Regions from separate parts of the Homo sapiens genome. Here region 2 is linked to region 1. A link is a loop called in an ENCODE intact Hi-C map of the cell type or tissue named here. Cell type or tissue: IMR-90. All regions are shown on one strand. Each heading gives the region's core, and the rest is flanking DNA. Links, peaks and the distances in the headings are about the cores only. Region 1 has its middle 23 kb from the start of CREB5. Region 2 overlaps CPVL (carboxypeptidase vitellogenic like).

Evidence for each region. Hi-C counts contacts between places; a loop is a spot of excess contacts. Peaks named below come from ENCODE experiments on the same cell type or tissue, not always from the same donor. Only the 100,000 strongest peaks of a DNase experiment are listed, where the experiment ranks them.
Region 2: it touches region 1 in a loop (6-fold over the local background); 2 of 110 quality-filtered maps call a loop at or near these places.

What each region holds. Positions count from the first base shown.
Region 1 is chr7:28,385,386-28,394,035 of GRCh38, reverse strand. It overlaps a transcript of CREB5 not described here. Among named protein-coding and RNA genes, the nearest start is that of CREB5, 23 kb to the left of the region's middle. In IMR-90, for the core only: a CTCF peak has its summit at 4,447 (motif pointing left); a DNase peak (open chromatin) is centred at 4,415; H3K4me3 peaks cover 349 bases; H3K27me3 peaks cover 730 bases.
Region 2 is chr7:29,101,627-29,110,276 of GRCh38, reverse strand. All of the region lies in intron 3 of CPVL (carboxypeptidase vitellogenic like), which reads left to right. Among named protein-coding and RNA genes, the nearest start is that of CPVL-AS1, 26 kb to the right of the region's middle. In IMR-90, for the core only: CTCF peaks have their summits at 3,700 (motif pointing right) and 7,525 (motif pointing right); a DNase peak (open chromatin) is centred at 3,706; H3K27me3 peaks cover 719 bases.

The sequences.
Region 1 (8,650 bases), core at 495-8,494:
GCAGTGGCATGATGTCAGCTCACTGCAGCCTTGACCAGGTTCAAGTGATTCTCCTGCCTCAGCCTCCCCAGTAACTGGGACTACAGGTGTGCACAACTGCACCTGGCTAATTTTAGTATTTTTGGTAGAGATGAGGTTTCACCATGTTGGCCAGACTGGGCTCAAACTCCTGACCTCAGGTGATCCACCTACCTTGGCCTCCCAAAGTGCTGGGATTACAGGCGTGAGCCACCGCGCCCAGTCCCAAGTCCACTTTAACACTACACCATTTCACAGGTAATGCAGGTATCTTGTAACAGAGAATTCCCAATTCCTCCCCTCATCTCTTACAATGTTGCTCTCATTCCTTTCACTTATTCCTAAGCTATAGTCCCCCAATATATAGTTGCTATTATTATTTAGAACAACCTGTTTTTTGTTAGACAGCTGTTGAGCTTCAGTTAAGAAGATGGCAGTGTTGACTGCCAAGCTCTTTTTATGTCAGACTAGAAGCCAAAAGTTGACCTGAATTTTCACCACAATAAGACTAGGTGAGAACATAGGACAGGTAATTAGGATCTAGAAGAAAAAGCAATGATACCAGAATCCACAATCAATCATCAAAATATCAAAGTAACCAAGAAAAGTTTAAATGAGTAGAGAGATGGGCAGAAATAGAGCAGAGAGAAGAAACAGGGGAGAGTTGTTTGAAAATCTAAACCTTTAGCTCGCTGCTTTGTGAAATGCAGTCTGAGGAAGCAATGATTTTGAGAGACGAGTCAGACTCAGTAAAAATATTTGAAATTTCTTGACTTAAAAACATTGCTATGGCTGGATATGGTGGCTCACGCCTATAAATCCCAGCACTTTGGGAGGTCAAGGTGGGTGGATCACCTGAGGTGAGGAGTTCAAGACCAGCCTGATCAACATGGAGAAACTCCGTCTCTACTAAAAATAACATAAAATTAGCCAGGCGTGGTGGCACATGCCTGTAATCCCAGCTGTTTGGGAGGCTGAGACAGGAGAATCGCTTGAACCTAAGAGGCAGAGGTTGCGGTGAGCCAAGATCACACCATGGCCCTCCAGTGTAGGCAACAAGAGCGAAACTCTGTCTCAAAAAAAAAAAAAATTGCTGCTTTGTGGGTTGAGAGAGATGGCTTTAATTAAAAAGGACAATTGAGTAAACAAAGAGGGTCTGAGGTGGCAGTAAACCTGCCCTCACCACAGCTGAAATCATGTCATGAGACAGATGAGGTCTAGTTACGGGACTAAGGTGTAACCTGTACCTCGAAAATCTCTTCTGTCCTCCTGATCTCCTTTTCTATATGTATAAAAATGAGGATTTGACTAGATGAACTATCAGATCACTCTAAACTGAAATTCTAAGAGTCTATGAAAGGCAGATAGGCAGTGGAAATATTGATCTATCATCAGTCAAGGTCAAGAGTGAATTAGAAAGACCCCAAAGTGAAACCTACAAGGCAAATATTGCAAAACCCATAACATGTAATCCCACATAAACCTGGGCTGTCAGAAGCAAGGCATAACATGTATTTGGTTGGTGCAAAAGTAATTGCGGTTTTTGCCATTGAAAATAATACCAAAAACCGCAATTATTTTTACACCAAGCTAATAGAATTACCCAGCCACTTGAAGAGAATCAAAGAGGCAACCACAGCCAGAGACCAGGATCTGCTGAGGCTTAGAGCAGTCCCTTAGATCAAGAATGGTGAGAAGCATGCTCTTTTTTAAAGAAATTTTTCTTTATTTTTTTAAACTTTTATTTTAGGTTCAGGGGTACCTGTGCAGGTTTGTCATATAGACAAACTCATGTCACAGAGTTTTGTTGTACAGCTATTTCATCACCCAAATACTAAGCCTAGTACCCAACAGTTATTTTTCCTGATCCTCTCCTTCCTCCCTCCGTCCACCCTCAGGTAGGCCCCAGCGTGTGTTGTTCCCCTCTTTGTGTCCATGTGTTCTCACCATTTAGCTTCCACTTACAAGTGAGAACATGCGGTATTTGGTTTTCTGTTCCTCCATTACATTGCTAAGAAAAATGGCCTCCAGCTCCATCCATGTCCCTGCAAAGGACAGGATTTTGTGAAAAAATTCCCTTTGGCATTCCTAGAACAGCCACATTAGGAAAGGAGAGATGTCCTCTGGAGGGACCCCGGCTAGGAATGCAAAGGCTAGTGGGAAGCAGACCCCAAAACAGCAAATAAAATAGCTGCTTATTACATAGAAGGTAAAGAGCAAGGAACACTGGGGGTGGATAAATAGAAAAGGAAAAAGGAGACAGAGATGGAAGATTGATTTGTTGTTCTGATATTTGGTGAGAAGAACCACATCCAGTCCTTCCCAGAGGACATGGGAATACTTAGATTGGGTTGAAAGCAAATTATATAGGTGGCTGTCACCAAAAAGCACACTGAGGGATGCCAAGTGATTGACCATCAGAATTGGAGTAGATCTTATATCACAGCAAAGTTTGTGGTGGCACAGAGCAATTCTTCAATGGCCAGTTGCTCTGATTTCATTTACTTTACGCTGTAATTATATTGGAAAGCATGAAAACATTTTGAATACAAGTTTTATTTACTCACATGATTACTTTTCAAAACATTCATTCTATGGCACATAACGGCCGATTAGTAGCTACAAATGAAATCCAATTAAACGACCAGTGAGAAAAGATGGAGGAAAAGGCAAAACATCTGTGAAGTGCTTATGTGCCACACTGTGTGTTGGCTACTGATATTTGAACTTATTTGATCAGCACGCCACCCGTTAAGAGAGGTGTGATTATTACCACAGGTCTGAAGACCATGCCAACGTATGTGAAAAAAATTTTGATAAAATTATGATGTAATATTAATTTGAAATAGAACAGAAAACTGAGCGATGATACAAACATATTTGTTTTACCTAGTGGATAATTTTAAACTAAGAAACGAATAGCCAATGTGCTAGGATGACAAGACTGAATAGATTGTTTTCTCTATTTTAAAATATCTACAAAACACAATTATCAACAAAGACTTGAAAATTCAATAAAAGTAAAATAAATATACCAGGAGGAAAGTGCTATACATATATTATATTATATTATATTATATTCAACCCATCTTTCAAAGAGTTAAAAGTGCATAAGGAAACGCTAAGTTTGAGTTCGAATCATAAACTTGACTTGAACTCTGTTGTCAATTGCCAGGGAAAGCATTCCAGACTCTAAGAACTGTTTGAAATTTTTTTTCCTTCAGAGCATCAAGAAAATGCTAGAGGGCTTACAGGGCTCCTGGCATGTAAATTGTAGCCATCAGGAGAAAACCCCACTGTACTACAATGTGACACTTTCCAAGTCTTTATCCTATGGTCCCTTAAAATGCTGCTATACAGAGATGGTAAAAAAGAAATACAGAACTCTTCTGGTTTGAAATCAGCCAAGTGGTGCGGAGGAAGAAGAAGCACTTTGCCAAAACCCCACGGTTAAAAGTAATAAAGGGAGAAGTTTCTGTCAGTATCTAGAAGAGTTTTGTAAACAATTAGCTGCAAGACATCAGAGGCTCCAAAAGGAAAGATTTCTTTTCAGTACCACGTTTGGCAAGTGATCAGTAACATATTTCATTTCTGGTTTAATAAGGTTATTAACAGTTTATTTTTAAAAAGAGTGAAATAATGTTTTCTGTGAAGGTTTGCCGATAAGCATTAGTGCAGTAAAGAATTGTGTGCCTTTTTATGAACGGACTGCACAGTAGAATAAAACACTATCTACATGAGCTTTCACACAGCAGAGCAATTAATTAACTTATCTCCGTGAACACCGTTCTTGCTGAAACTTATTAAAAGTCTGATTCATCAGCAGAGCCCCAGGCAATCATCAATTGCCTCATAATAATACAAAAGACAAATAAGCGATGGTTATGTTCTCATTTAATATCTTAAGAAGATCCTCTTTGCCCTCTGTCTTTGTTTGAAAATATCTCTATTAAGAGTTTGAAAAAAAAAAAAACCCTCCTACTTGACATGAAATACGTTATGACCGGGAACTGTAGGAGTAAATTACAGAGCCTCCAGGATACCAGATTAAGAGGAGAAGCTGGACTTTCTCAAAGACACACAAATCATTCAACATGTAGCACAACAGGGCATACAGTGTGTTATCGATGCCGAGTTCCAAGCACCATTGTTAATACAGACCAGAAGAGGAATTGTTCATTAAATAATACAAGGGGGAGGGGAGGGGCCGCTCAGACTTCTGCATTAAATAAGCCAGCAGAGGGACGCTTGTTTCAAAAGTATTAGACAGCTTAATAGTTACTAGTCCGCTTAGAGTTTTGGTTTAAATTTAACTCCCAAATATCAATCTAACGACTTCTAAGCAGAAACTGTAGTTTATGAACCCTTTAAAAAAAAAAAAAAAAGTTTAGTATAGTTGGCAATATCAATAGCGCCCTCTACAGGAAGTTTTAAACCCACAACTGGTTTTCTTGAATTTGAAGACAAAGGCTAAGTAAGGTGAACACCATCTGAGGACAAGATTAAATTGAAGAAAAATTTGGAATGTCCATGAGGTCTCCATTTTACATGGAGATTTGGGAATTTGGAACAAAGCAAAATAAAACCACAGCCAGTAGCCCTGGATTAGTGTGCGTGTGTGTGTGTTTGTGCACGTAGTTGTTGTTGGTTTGTTAACACTGGGTCATTTGAGAGAGGTCAATTGAAATTCCTAATCCATCTTATTTTCTTTATGTTGAAATCTCAAAATTAGTTTTCTCTAGTCTCAGATTTGCTAGTTGCAATATTATACAGCATTACTCAGATCTTTTTAAGATGCAAATAGTGTTCACTGTTTTCAGAATGCATACATAACTAATGTGCAGATTTTTCAAATTATTTCCCCAATATTCAGTAAATAATGAACGTGAGGCTTTTGCATGTGAGAAAGCTCTGACGCTGTTGATAAACTATGCCTGTATGAATCCTAAAGAGATGGCTGTTTAATTACTACAAATAGTTCCTCTCCATGATTAGTGGTTCGGCTTCAAACTTAGAAACCAGGATGTGCTTGAAGAAATAGTTACAACTAAATTTTCTACACATGTCACCACAGCCTTGAAAGTCAGAGATGCAGTCTTCTTATCTCACAGCTGTAATATATCAAATGACCTTGTGACAATGATTTAATCTCATCTTATTTTAGCAAGTTATCATAATTTGGGAGAAATTTACTACTGATTTCAGAGATACCTCAAGAGTTATTAGGACTGATACAACAAATGCCAGCTCTAAGAGTTGAGGCATTATGCGTGATTGAGAAAGAAGTAAGCAAGGAGTTCAGAGGCTCAGTTTTGGTTTTCTACTATTGCTGTGTCTTGTTAGAGTCAACTAATTTTTTTGCGCCTTAGTTTCTTCATCAGAAAAATGATGAAAAGCTTCTGTCTGGAGAAATACTTGGAACTAGGTACCTAGAAATGCTGGATGAAATATACTAAACAACCATTTAATTGTTGAGCTCATAAGAAAGGAAGGGTAAACAAATAGTTGAGCTCATTACGGGCTGGAAAGCAGGTGTTAGCTGAATCTATGGCTGCCCTGTAGGCATCTGCCAATCTTGATAACCAAGAGGTTTGGATTTTAATGGCCACACTGAGGCCTAAGCAAGATGGGGAATTGAACCGAGACCTTACATAAAACCAAAATAATGAAGGGTGCAACTTCCACAGAAACCACATAAAGAGAACGAGGAAATCTTCTCAGCCTGGGCTCTGGGTCAGAATATTACATATTCTCTGAAAATTCATAACCACAGGCTTGTCCCTCAAAGGTCTGGCATTAAATTGATACTACCTGTGCAATTCAGAAAACCTTAGGCCAACAAATTAATCTAATGTGGACTCAGATGGGTAGTGACCTGCAGGGCCTGGCAGAAGTAGATGTAGATTCTCTCTTAGGAACTCACCCTCAACTCAGGTCTTGCAGGATTCCTCCAGATACAGCTGAATAGGAACTTAAAATCCAAAAGTACAAAGTACATGAGGAAATAGGCTCCATGATTGAGAGTCAGCAAAAACAACAGCTGAATTAGACCCTCAAGAATTTGAAATATTGAAATGGATGATGCAGAATAAAATAACCAAGTGTAAAATGTTAGTGAAATAATACGAATATGAAATAAAAACCTGAGAAAGTAATAAGGTACTCTCAAAACACCACATATTTTTTTCTTTCTTTTTCTCTTTTTTGAAAACATTTTAAGTTCAGGGGTCCATGTGCAGGATGTGCAGGTTTATTACATGGGTTTATTACATGACACCATGTGTGTCATGGTGGTTTGCTGCACAGATCATTCCATGACCTAGGTATTAAGCCCAGCATCCACTAGCTCTTCTTCCTGATGCTCTCCCTCCTCCCCCTCCACCCTCTGACAGGCCCCAGCGTGTGTTGCTCTTTCACATGTGTCCATGTGTTCTCATCAAACTAAAGAGCTTCTGCACAGCAAAAGAAACTATCATCAGAACGAACAGACAACCTACAGAATGGAAGAAAATTTTTGCAATCTGTCCATCTGACAAAGGTCTGATATCCAACATTTACAAGGAACTTAGACAAATTTACAAGAAAAAAAAACAAACAACCCCATTAAAAAGTGGGCAAAGGACATGAACAAATACTTCTCAAAAGACATACATTCAACCAACAAACACATGAAAAAAAGCTCAACATCACTGATCATTAGAGAAATGCAAATCAAAACCCCAATGAGATACCATCTCACACCAGTTAGAATGGCTATTAATAAAAAGTCAAAAAACTACAGAAGCTGGCAAGGTTATGGAGAAAAAGGAATGCTTTTACACTGATGGTAGGAGTGTATATTAGTTCAACCATTGTGGAAGACAGTGTGGCAATTCCTCAAAGACCTAGAGGTAGAAATACCATTTGACCCAGCAATCCCATTACTGTGTATATACCCAAAGGAATATAAATCATTCTATTATAAAGATACATGCATGTGTATATTCACTGCAGCACTATTCACAATAGTAAAGACATGTAATCAACCTAAATTTCCATCAATAATAGACTGGATAAAGAAAATATGGTATATACACACCATGGAATACTATGCAGCCATAAAAAGAAACAAGATCATCTCCTTTGCAGGGACATGGGTGGAGCTGGAGGCCATTGTCCTCAGCAAACTAATGCAGGAACAGAGAGATATTTTAAAAACTAAAAATTAAATTTAAAAGCACAGGGTAACAATACATTAGTCAAAACTAAAGAAAGAATTGGGAAACTGGAAGATAACACTCAAGAAATTAACCAAAACAGAAGCAAGGGAAACAAAGTAATGGTAACTGCAAAGAATACTTAAGAGAAATGGAGAATAGAATCACAAATTGATAAATGTCCACTTGGAGTTTAAGAAGATGGTTTTAGAGAAATGCCAGTAAAAATGGCATAGAATTTTTGAGAATAGATGAAAGATAATACTTTTCAAGTTCAGAAAGCACAAGTCCTGAGGAGTATAAATAATAAGAAATTCACACCTACACCCATCAACGAAGCTGCAAAACACCAGACATAAAGACAATATTGAAAGCACCTAGAGGAAAAGGCAGATTATCTATAAAATAAGGATAGTTAAACCAGCAGCAGATTTCTCAACAGCGGCAACAAAAGCCAGACTGTAATGACATGAAGTCTACAAAATGTGTAAAGGAACGATCATCATAGAATTTTACATAGAGAAAATGTATTAGGGTAAAATACATTTTACACAAACTAAAACTGAGTCCATTTACTGCCAGAAGCCACTCAATTAAAGAAATTTGAAGGATGTACTTCAGAAAGAAGGATAATGATTCTAGAAGGAAGGTCTGAGATGTCAGAAAGGAAAATAGACAAAGAAAATGCGAATAAGTAGGTGAATCCAAAGAAACATTGATACTATAAAACAACAATATTAATGTCTAAATTGGGAATGTGAAAAAAGGTTGCCCCAAATTAGTGGGCAACAATATTATGTAAGATGGGAGGAAAGTGATTAGACTGGCAGATACATAAGTCTATTTATATACATATATAAATCAGATAAGATGGAGCCATTCTGATGGAAGTGCAGGCCAGAGACCATGATTCCTACCAGCGGGGTTCACTCCCAGGCTGTGACCTTGAAGCCACAGCACTCTAAAAAATGATCTAGAAACTCGTGTGACTGCATTATATCTGAGAAACCATGTGGTGCTAACATTCTATGTCTGTTATTTTGTTTTAGTAATAATTTATATTTTTATTCTAAAAACCAATTATAAAAAAAACTCATACCATTTTACCTCTTTTTTCATTCTCATATACATACTTTTTTTTTTTTGAGACAGGGTCTCTTTCTGTCACACAGGCTGGAGTGTAGTGGTGTGATCATGGCTCACTGCAGCCTCCACCTCCCCAGGCTCAGGTGATCCTCCCATCTCAGCCTCCCAAGTAGCTGGGACTACAGGCACGCACCACCACACCCAGGTAATTTTTTATTTTTTGTAGAGACAGGGTTTCACCATGTTGCCCAGGCTGTTCTTGATCTCCTGGGCTCAAGCTGTCTGCCCACCTCTGCTTCCCAAAGTGCTAGGATTACAAGCATGAGCCACCACGCCTGGCCTCATATACA
Region 2 (8,650 bases), core at 333-8,332, 720 kb before region 1:
CTCTAAGAACTGTTAGGACTGCTTCCCCATCTTCTTTCCACTCTAGTCCTCCTCCCCCACTCTAGCTGGAGAACTCCAATTCCTTACTTTCCCTTCTGCTTTGTTACTTGTTTTTGACACCAGTCAGTTCCTTGTTACCCTCTGAATGTTGAGTCTTCTTTGGTAATGATCCAGATTTGTAAAAACAGGAACTAAGGGTGAGAGAAGAGATCAGATGGAAACAAAGCAAAAACCCAGTTTTTTTCTTTCTCAGGTTGCCTCTGGGCAGGTGAACAGCTATGTCTAGAATGTAGGTGGTGCTTTGGCACCGTAAACCTGTTCATGGAAAGGAATTTAGTTTGCATGCTCTACTGGTTGCCAGACTGAAGTCTGAAAACCCCCTTCATTAAACAATGACTGGACTGTTGGTTTTTGCTTTTTCCCCTTAATTAAATGAAAACCTAGCTGTGCATCCCCTGACCAGGTTATGTTCTTTTGAGTCCAGTACTGTAGCCATAAACACAACCTAAGATGATCCCAGGAGACACAACGGGAAAGAATGTCTTTAAGTGTACATGGTGTTCTGGTGAGAGTGATAGATGAAGCTTCGGGAGAAGAGGGGCAGAGATGAAAAAACGGTACCCACAGATGGGTACCACCATGTGGCAGCCAAGATAGATTGTTCCAAGAACCTCTTACCAGGAAGCCCACATGCAGAGCCAGATATCTGAGGCTTCTGGCTATAAATTATGGAGTCACACCAGTTTGGGTGAAGGAGATAAAGCAGGTGTGACAAGAAGAAGCAGTGGTCACTGAGACACATTTGGCAGAGATATTAGTTCATTGTCTGTCATAGGGAAGCAGCTGATATTGTCACCAGGGGAGAAATGACCCCTTTAAAAAACTGAAGGTAGAGAAAATAAGAGATCCAGGAAGGATGGCACACTTGTCATATCCTCTGAGTATTTTTTGGGGGGATGCTGTTTCTTAAATTAGTTTTGTTTTCCTGTTATTGCTGTGAGACTGCCCTGTTATTGTATACAAATCAGTGCAGAATAAATTCCAGAACTTGAAATTGGTGTGCAGTGGGAATACAACCTGCAAGAGAAAGGAGTAGGCATTTTGCATGGGATAAAAAGTATAAGGAAACTAGCAGAAATGTAGCAGTTATAGCTGCTGGTAATTGAACACTGACTATGTGCTAGGCACTGTGCATTTTCTTATCTAATCCTTACCTGAACCCCATGAGGAAGGAATTGTTATCCTCATTTTATAGATGAAGAGATTAAATAATCAGCCCCAAGTTACTCAACTAGAAATTGGCAGAACTGGAATATAAAATTAGGCCTCCGATGTGGAAATCCTTGAGCTTGGCCGTCATGTGTTAGATCCAGAGAAAACGAGTCATGGAAGGCACTTGAGTATAGTGGCCAAGACTACAGTCTCTTCGGTAAGTCAGGCTTGGATAGAAATCTTGGCTTCGCTGCTTAAGCTAAAGGTGACCTTGGGGAATTTCTTAGTGTCTCTGAGCACTGGTTTCCTCATTTTAAAATGGGGACCAAAATACCTACTTGGCAATGGTTTTGAGACAGAAGAGATAATAAGGGAAAGCATTAGAGTGGCACCTAAAACATAGTAACTATAGTTGCTATTGTCATTATTTCATTATGATTACGATTATTATGGTTATTATTACTTTTAAAATTATTAACACAAATAATGTCAAGAACTAAACCAGTCACAATTTGAGAGGTTACAGATGACAGCAAATAGAGGGAAATTGTAAATTAGAAGGACCTGAACCCCAGCCATCAAGGTGGATTAATTGCTACCAGGTCAGGAAATTACTAAGTGAAATTGGGATTTTTTTGCACTGAAGAAGATAAAAAAGACATAGAGATTATTACTCTTTAAAGTCAGCATCCTTCTCATTGGAAAAAAAATAGCTAGTATTGGACTTTGCCTTATAGATGTAGGAACATAGATAATTCATTGGACACATTTAGCCAAAACCTGCAGATCAGTTACCTCAAATGCCATGGAGCCAAAACCTGGGGCATTTAGAGTCAGGCCTAGGCCCCTTCACGGAGGACCCCACCTTGATCCTCAGGCCAAGAGGAAAGGCCCAGATTCCTGGATTTGAGAATCTAGTGTCTATGAAAGATCAGGATTACACTGCTGAGGCCCGTGAGGTGCTGGGGCAACCTACAGGAAGGGCTCCCTCTCAGGATCCTGCAGGCTGGGCCCTGCTGAATCAGATACTAGGATGATCAGATAGCACAATCAGCAGTCAATTGGAGAGAAAATGAACCGCTCTAATGCTCCTGGTCCAAAACAAAAGGCGTTCTCTCTGGCAGTAGAAGAGCATGTCCCAGAGGTGCCTGGAAGCCAACAGAACAGCCCTTCCTGGGGGTGAAGGCGTGGAATCAGGCCCCACCATACTTCAGCATGGTGCCATGTACACTCCCTCATCTGCACATCTGAACTTCTCCAGTAACACAGTTAATGTGGAAGAGGACAGGAATTCCCAAATGTGCTACTGCTCACCAGAAATACCTGGAGAGCTTTGGAAATATGACAGATCTCCCAGCTCATTGTCTAGCTGCACCCAGCAGAGATTCTGATTCTGCAGATCTGGAGAGGGCCCAGGGATCAGTGTTTGTAATGTGCTCCACAGTGGTCCCAGTGCAGCCAGTCAATGGGCTGGAATTTGGGAAAAGAGATCTAGAGGTTTGGATACAGGGATTCTAATTCCAAGTCTGCGATTCCCGGCTGTATAACTTGGGAGATGGCATTCGTATTCTCTGGGCCTCAGTTCTCTCATTTAGAAATAAAGATGTTAAACCTAGTGGATTGCTAAGGCTCCATCCCAGCATTACATTCTGTGGTTCTATAGTTAAGTATAAAAATATCCAGTAACTCCAAATCAGGATGTGGATTGAATGAAGGAGCCCTTGAACGTGTGGCCTGTGTGGTAGCCAGCCTTCAGGCTAGTTCCCAGTGCTCTTCATTCATCCCTTGGTGTATGTGCCCTTGGGCAGTCCCCTCCCATACTGAATCAAGGCTGGCTTTGTGACCAACATGCTAGCAGAAATGATGATGTTTGACTTCCACGGCTACCTTATAAAGGGCAATATTACTTGTGCCTTGGTCTCTTGAATCTTTCAGTCTGAGGAAAGGATGCCATGTTGGGAGGGCACTCAAACAGCCCCATGGCTGAGCCTCTGTGGAGAGGAAGTGAGGCCTCCACCCTCCAGTGGGTACCAACCTTGGAAGAGGTTCATCTAGTACCAGTCAATCCTTCTGATGACTGCAGCTCTGGCTGATTCCTTGACCACAGTTTATGGGAGACCCTGTGCCAGAACTGCCCAGCCAGACACCCTCAAATTTCTGACCCACAGGAATCCCGAGAGATCAAAAATTATTATTGTTGTCTTAAGCCATTAAGTTTTGGAGAGATGTTGTGCGGCATTAGATAACTAACATAGCTTCTTGTCTTGTACTTCTAGGCTGTGGCTGTGAGATCTTGTGACAACTAGCATATACTCCCTGCCTGGGGGAAGGATGAGGACATAAGGAGTGGGGATTACTATGCGAGCTACTTTTAATTTTTGTTTTTTTTTGCCTCTCAGCTCCAATTCTACCCTCTTCCCTGTTCTGCCATAGTAGAGCTCTCAGCATTTCTCCTTTGCAGCAAGCACAATATTAAGCTTTGTCAGTAGAGGGTGCTGGAGAGACATTGCAGGAGGAATTTGTCTTCTCTTTCTGTGCCTATGTCCTGCCTTTGGCTTTTTCTTGGCCCCACTGCCTAGTCTGTCAGCAGTGTGTTGAGGTGGGGGGTGGGGACATCCAGTGACACTCTGCCTTAGCTATGCACCCAGACCACCAAGACTCTTAGCAAGATGATATCCCTGGCTCTGTCCAGGTGATCACCTGGCTGTGGCCCTCCCAGTATGAACACAATATACCCTAGGCCTTGCCGGTGAGCAGGCTCCCTACAGCCCTGCTCTCTCTGCAGCCCTCTCACTAGCCTTGGCCATTTGCACCCCAGAGGGTCGTTCCCTTGTCCCTCCCAGTGTGGACACCGTGTGCTCCAGGCTGTGTGCAACCTTTCAGGCAAGCAGGCTCCCAGCCTCCTGAGTCTCTCTGTGTCCACCTGCCAGTCACAGCCCACCTGTTCCTATTTACCCAAGGATGGTTGACCAGCTTTGGACCAGGGTACTCAGTGAACTTCTCAGCTACTCAGAAGGCTGCAACCATACCTTCTCCACCGAGGTCTGGACAGCAGCCTTGGGAAGGGTCCCCTCCCTAACTTATGGGCTTGTCCATCTGTGAGCACTCTCCCTAGCCCAGGGCATTCTTTGGAATTCTCTTTGTATATGTATGTTTAGTTCTCTGTAATAATGAATACTTCTAGGTATTAACATTTCCTTGTTCCTTAGTGGACATAGGAAGCCTACCCAGCATTCTGGTCTTTGGCCAACACTGAGGATGTGGCTGTGGGAGAACAGGCCCCTCTGGTGTTTCATCTTCACTTTTGCCCAAGGGTGTCTGTGATACCCATGGCTGGCTGGGGCCAGAGTAAACACTGGAACTTGTAACAGAATTAAAGGTGAATGTTTCCAAGTAAAAAAATAAATTAAATAAAAAATTAAAATGACTCTGTGGTTTTTGACTTCTGATTGGGCCTTAACTGATGCAGGTACCATTCTAAATCTTTCTCCAGCCCTGAGACACCAAGGGCTGGACATGTGGTCTGGCCTAAGGAACGAGTAATAGAAAAGCCTCGGGAGGAAAGGCAGTCAGTCTTTCTGTCTCAGCCCTATTCTGTCTGAGACCACAGGATTCCCTCATCTGTGCTTCATTCTTCTCCCTTGACAGATCAACATGCTTTGCTTCTCCAGGCACTCGGCCAAGTATGGCCAACCTTTCATTTCCAAGTTTACCTGTCCTTGCATCATGTAGCCAGCAGAGATTAACTAGCACCCATGGCTGCCACAGTCTGGATCACGTCTTCTTCCTTGGTCCAGTCAGCTGAGACTGAAGGTGCTGGGTATTAGCCATGATATAAACATGGCTAGCAGGCTAGCCATGGATGAATGGAGACTCATTTCTTAGAGAAGGGGACATGGACTGGACAGATTTATTAAAATATATCTCAAAATGTATCTAACACAGGTGGATACAAATCCACCAGCAGTGCAACAAAGATTTGGAGATCACAGATAATTGTCTTCTTCAAACTGACTCTATTTATCTTCTCTTTGCTACGTACTTAATGGCATCAGAGATATAGAAGAATAGAGGGTGTCAGAGACAAAATAAAAAGAAAGTAGCTTAAGGTGATGTTATAGATCACCACCCATAGGTATAGGTATATTTGAACACTCTGCAGAAACTTTTGCATGCCTGATTTCCTTTGTGGAAATGAAATAACATAGAGAGAAAGTAACTAACTTTTGCATCAAGAAGGGAAAGTAAGGTGTCTTCTCCACACCTCCCTGCATCCGCCCACTTCCCTATTCCTTATAAAGTATAACTTTCTGGCAGGAGGCACAAAGAGAATAGCCATAACTATCTCATGAAGGAATGAGCCAGGTAGAAAGGTTAGGAAGGAGAAAGTTAGGATTCTAATGGGGTGTAAGCTGGTACAAATCAATGAGACAAGCCAAAACTTGATGAGAGTCAGGAGCTTCGGAATGATGCAAGAAGGCCTCAAAACAAAAAAAGATTTTGAGGCTGGGTGCAGTGGCTCATGCCTATAATCCCAGTACGTTGGGAGGCCAAAGCAGGTGGATCACTTGAGGTCAGAAGTTCGAGACCAGCCTGGCCAACATGGTGCAACCCCGTCTCTAATAAAAATACAAAAATTAGCCAGGGGCTGTGGCAGGTACCTGTAATCCCAGCCACTCCAGAGGCTGAGGCAGGAGAATCGCTTGCACTGGGAAGGTGGAGGTTGCAGTGAGCCAAGTCGTGCCATTGCACTCCAGCCTGGGTAACAAGAGTGAGACTCCATCTCAAAAACAAAAAACAAAAAAGATTTTGAAAAAATTAATTTTCTGTATGATGGTGCCATGGCAGCAGTCATAGTAAAGGAAGATTTGGTGAGTAGTCAACACCAACCACTTGAAATAAAATTTCTTTGAAAAACATGAATGTCTTTAGCAACTTGTGTGTATGTGTTGAGTGTGTGTGTGTAGAATTAAAATGTTATGTACCTATTTAACAATTCTAGTCACAAAATTAATTGCTTTAAATAAAAAGCTCTGCCTTGATTAATACCATTAGTGTAGCAGCTAAAGTATTAGCTGAACTGGGATCTGTATGGCAAAATGGGAGTCCATTTAAACATACTTGTGGGAATTTAAAGACATTTACTTGGGGTACTAATGACTTCAATTAAGGTAGAACACATTACTTAAACCAAGCAAATGATCAGCCTCTGCATATAGAAGTGTGAAGAGGGCCTTAATTAATTTACTAATTGCACTTCTCATCTTAAGCAGTGCCATTGATTTGGATCTGTTAGTGGTTTAGTTGCTGTTTTCTCTAACCAAGCGTGGCATTCCTTATTGGAGATAGGAAGAAAGGGGTGCTAGGGATATGTAACCAGTCCTGAAGATTGGCAGATGCCTGTCTACTTTAAGTGACTTTCCGGTCCAAAATGTTGCCCTAACACTTGTTGAGATTCCTAAAATTTCCAAGGGTCACTCCAATAAAGTCCTCTTATAAAACACAATCATGAGGCTGGGTGTGGTGGCTCATGCCTGTAATCCCAGCACTTTGGGAGGCCGAGGCAGGCAGATCATGAGGTTAAGAGTTCGAGACCAGCCTCACCAACATGGTGAAACCCCATCTCTACTAAAAATACAAAAAAAAAAAAAAATAGCTGAGCATGGTGGTGCACACCTCTAATCCCAGCTACTCAGGAGGCTGAGGCAGGATAATCACTTGAACCTGGGAGGTGGAGGTTGCAGTGAACTGAGATCACGCTATTGCACTCCAGCATGGGCGACAGAGCAAGCCTCCATCTCAAAAAAAAAAAAAAACAAAACAACAATTATGTTTCTTAAAAGTACTGAAATTGGCAAGTTTTTAGCACCCCCCCCCCCCCCCCAGTATATTAACTTACTGTTTCAGTGATAGGCATATGGTCTGAGCAGAAGGTTATCTCTATTCTCTCTTTCTCTCTGATGCAAAGGAGGGCCTGGGGGATAAGGGCTGATGGAAGATGAGGGTGGAAAGGAAGACTCAGGGCAAAGGTGATGCTGTCCAGGGAGGGTATATCAATCTGGGGAACAATAGGGCAGACAGGATTTAGTACTAGTTTTGTTTCAATGAGTTTCACTTTCTTTGAATGACATTCCATTAAGACATGGAGTAGATTTTTCATCATCATTGTGAATAAGCAATGGAATTTGCTAATGTGAGAAATTGTGAAATTCCTTTTTGTAGAGATTCTGGCAGAATAGATAACTTCTCTCTTTCTGGGCCGTTCCTTCTGGAAGAAACCCTGAGGAAAGAGTGTCCAAGTTCATGGGTTGGTCACCAGGGGTCGCCAGAAGAATCGAAAGGGCTTCTGAGGCAAAGCCATAGTTGCTTCTTGTGCTCCAATAAAGGGCCCAGGTTTGTGGGACCCGCGGGCCGACCCTCTTCTGTTGCTAGGGAGACTTCTCACTTAAGTATTTAGGATTCCTTTGTTCTTTCTTTAATATTTAGAACTTTTTTGTCCGTTCCCTTTTAATCATCAGTTCTTGCTGCAGGACTTTGACCTTTAAGTCATTAGTAGAGGTTTTATTTTCTTCTTAAATATGTAGTATGAGGGAATTACTCATATTTTAGATCTCAGCTCAAATGTTACCCTACCACCAGAGGCCTTCTTTAAGTACTTAATCTAGTGTCTCTCCATTCCTCTTTCATATCACTCATTTATTTAGTTGCTTGTTTACTGTCTTCCCACACCAGCAGAAAAATCATCAGAGCTGACACTTAAATAGATGTGCCAGGCACTGTTCTCAGTGCTGTGCATATATCGACTCTAAAACTGCATGAAAACCTTAGGAGACAGACATTAATAGTATCCATATTTTCAATCAGAGGACGCTGAAACACAGAGGAGTTAAGTAACTTGCCCAAGGTCACAGAGCTACAAAATAGCATAGCTGGAATTCAAACCTTGGCATTCTGGCTCCAGAATCCATGCTCGTAACTATAAAGTATTCTGCCTGCTCATGGGTAGGAGTTGGTCTGCATCCACAGCCTTAGACAATCCCTGTGAGTAGTTGGCGTTGTATGTTAAATGAATTAATACATTGTGGTAAATTCGTAGAGTGCATACTGTTGAGCAAAATAATGATATGTATTGATATAAAGAGATCTTCACAACATATTGTTAAGTGAATAAGCATATATAGAGTATAGCCTGGTTCTATTTTTGGAAAAAAAACGTGTGTATGTATATTGCATATATAATAGCTATAGGATATGTCTATATGTGTATGTGTAGAGGAGGACCATAGAGAAAAATCTGGAAGGGTAAACATAAGCATCTCCATGATCATCTCTAGGAAGTAGAATTTGTCGGGGAAGAGGGGCTGTTAAAAATACCTTCACTGAAGAAAAAAAAAAACCTTTAGTTAAGAATAAGTACTGTTTTTATAATAGAAAAAGT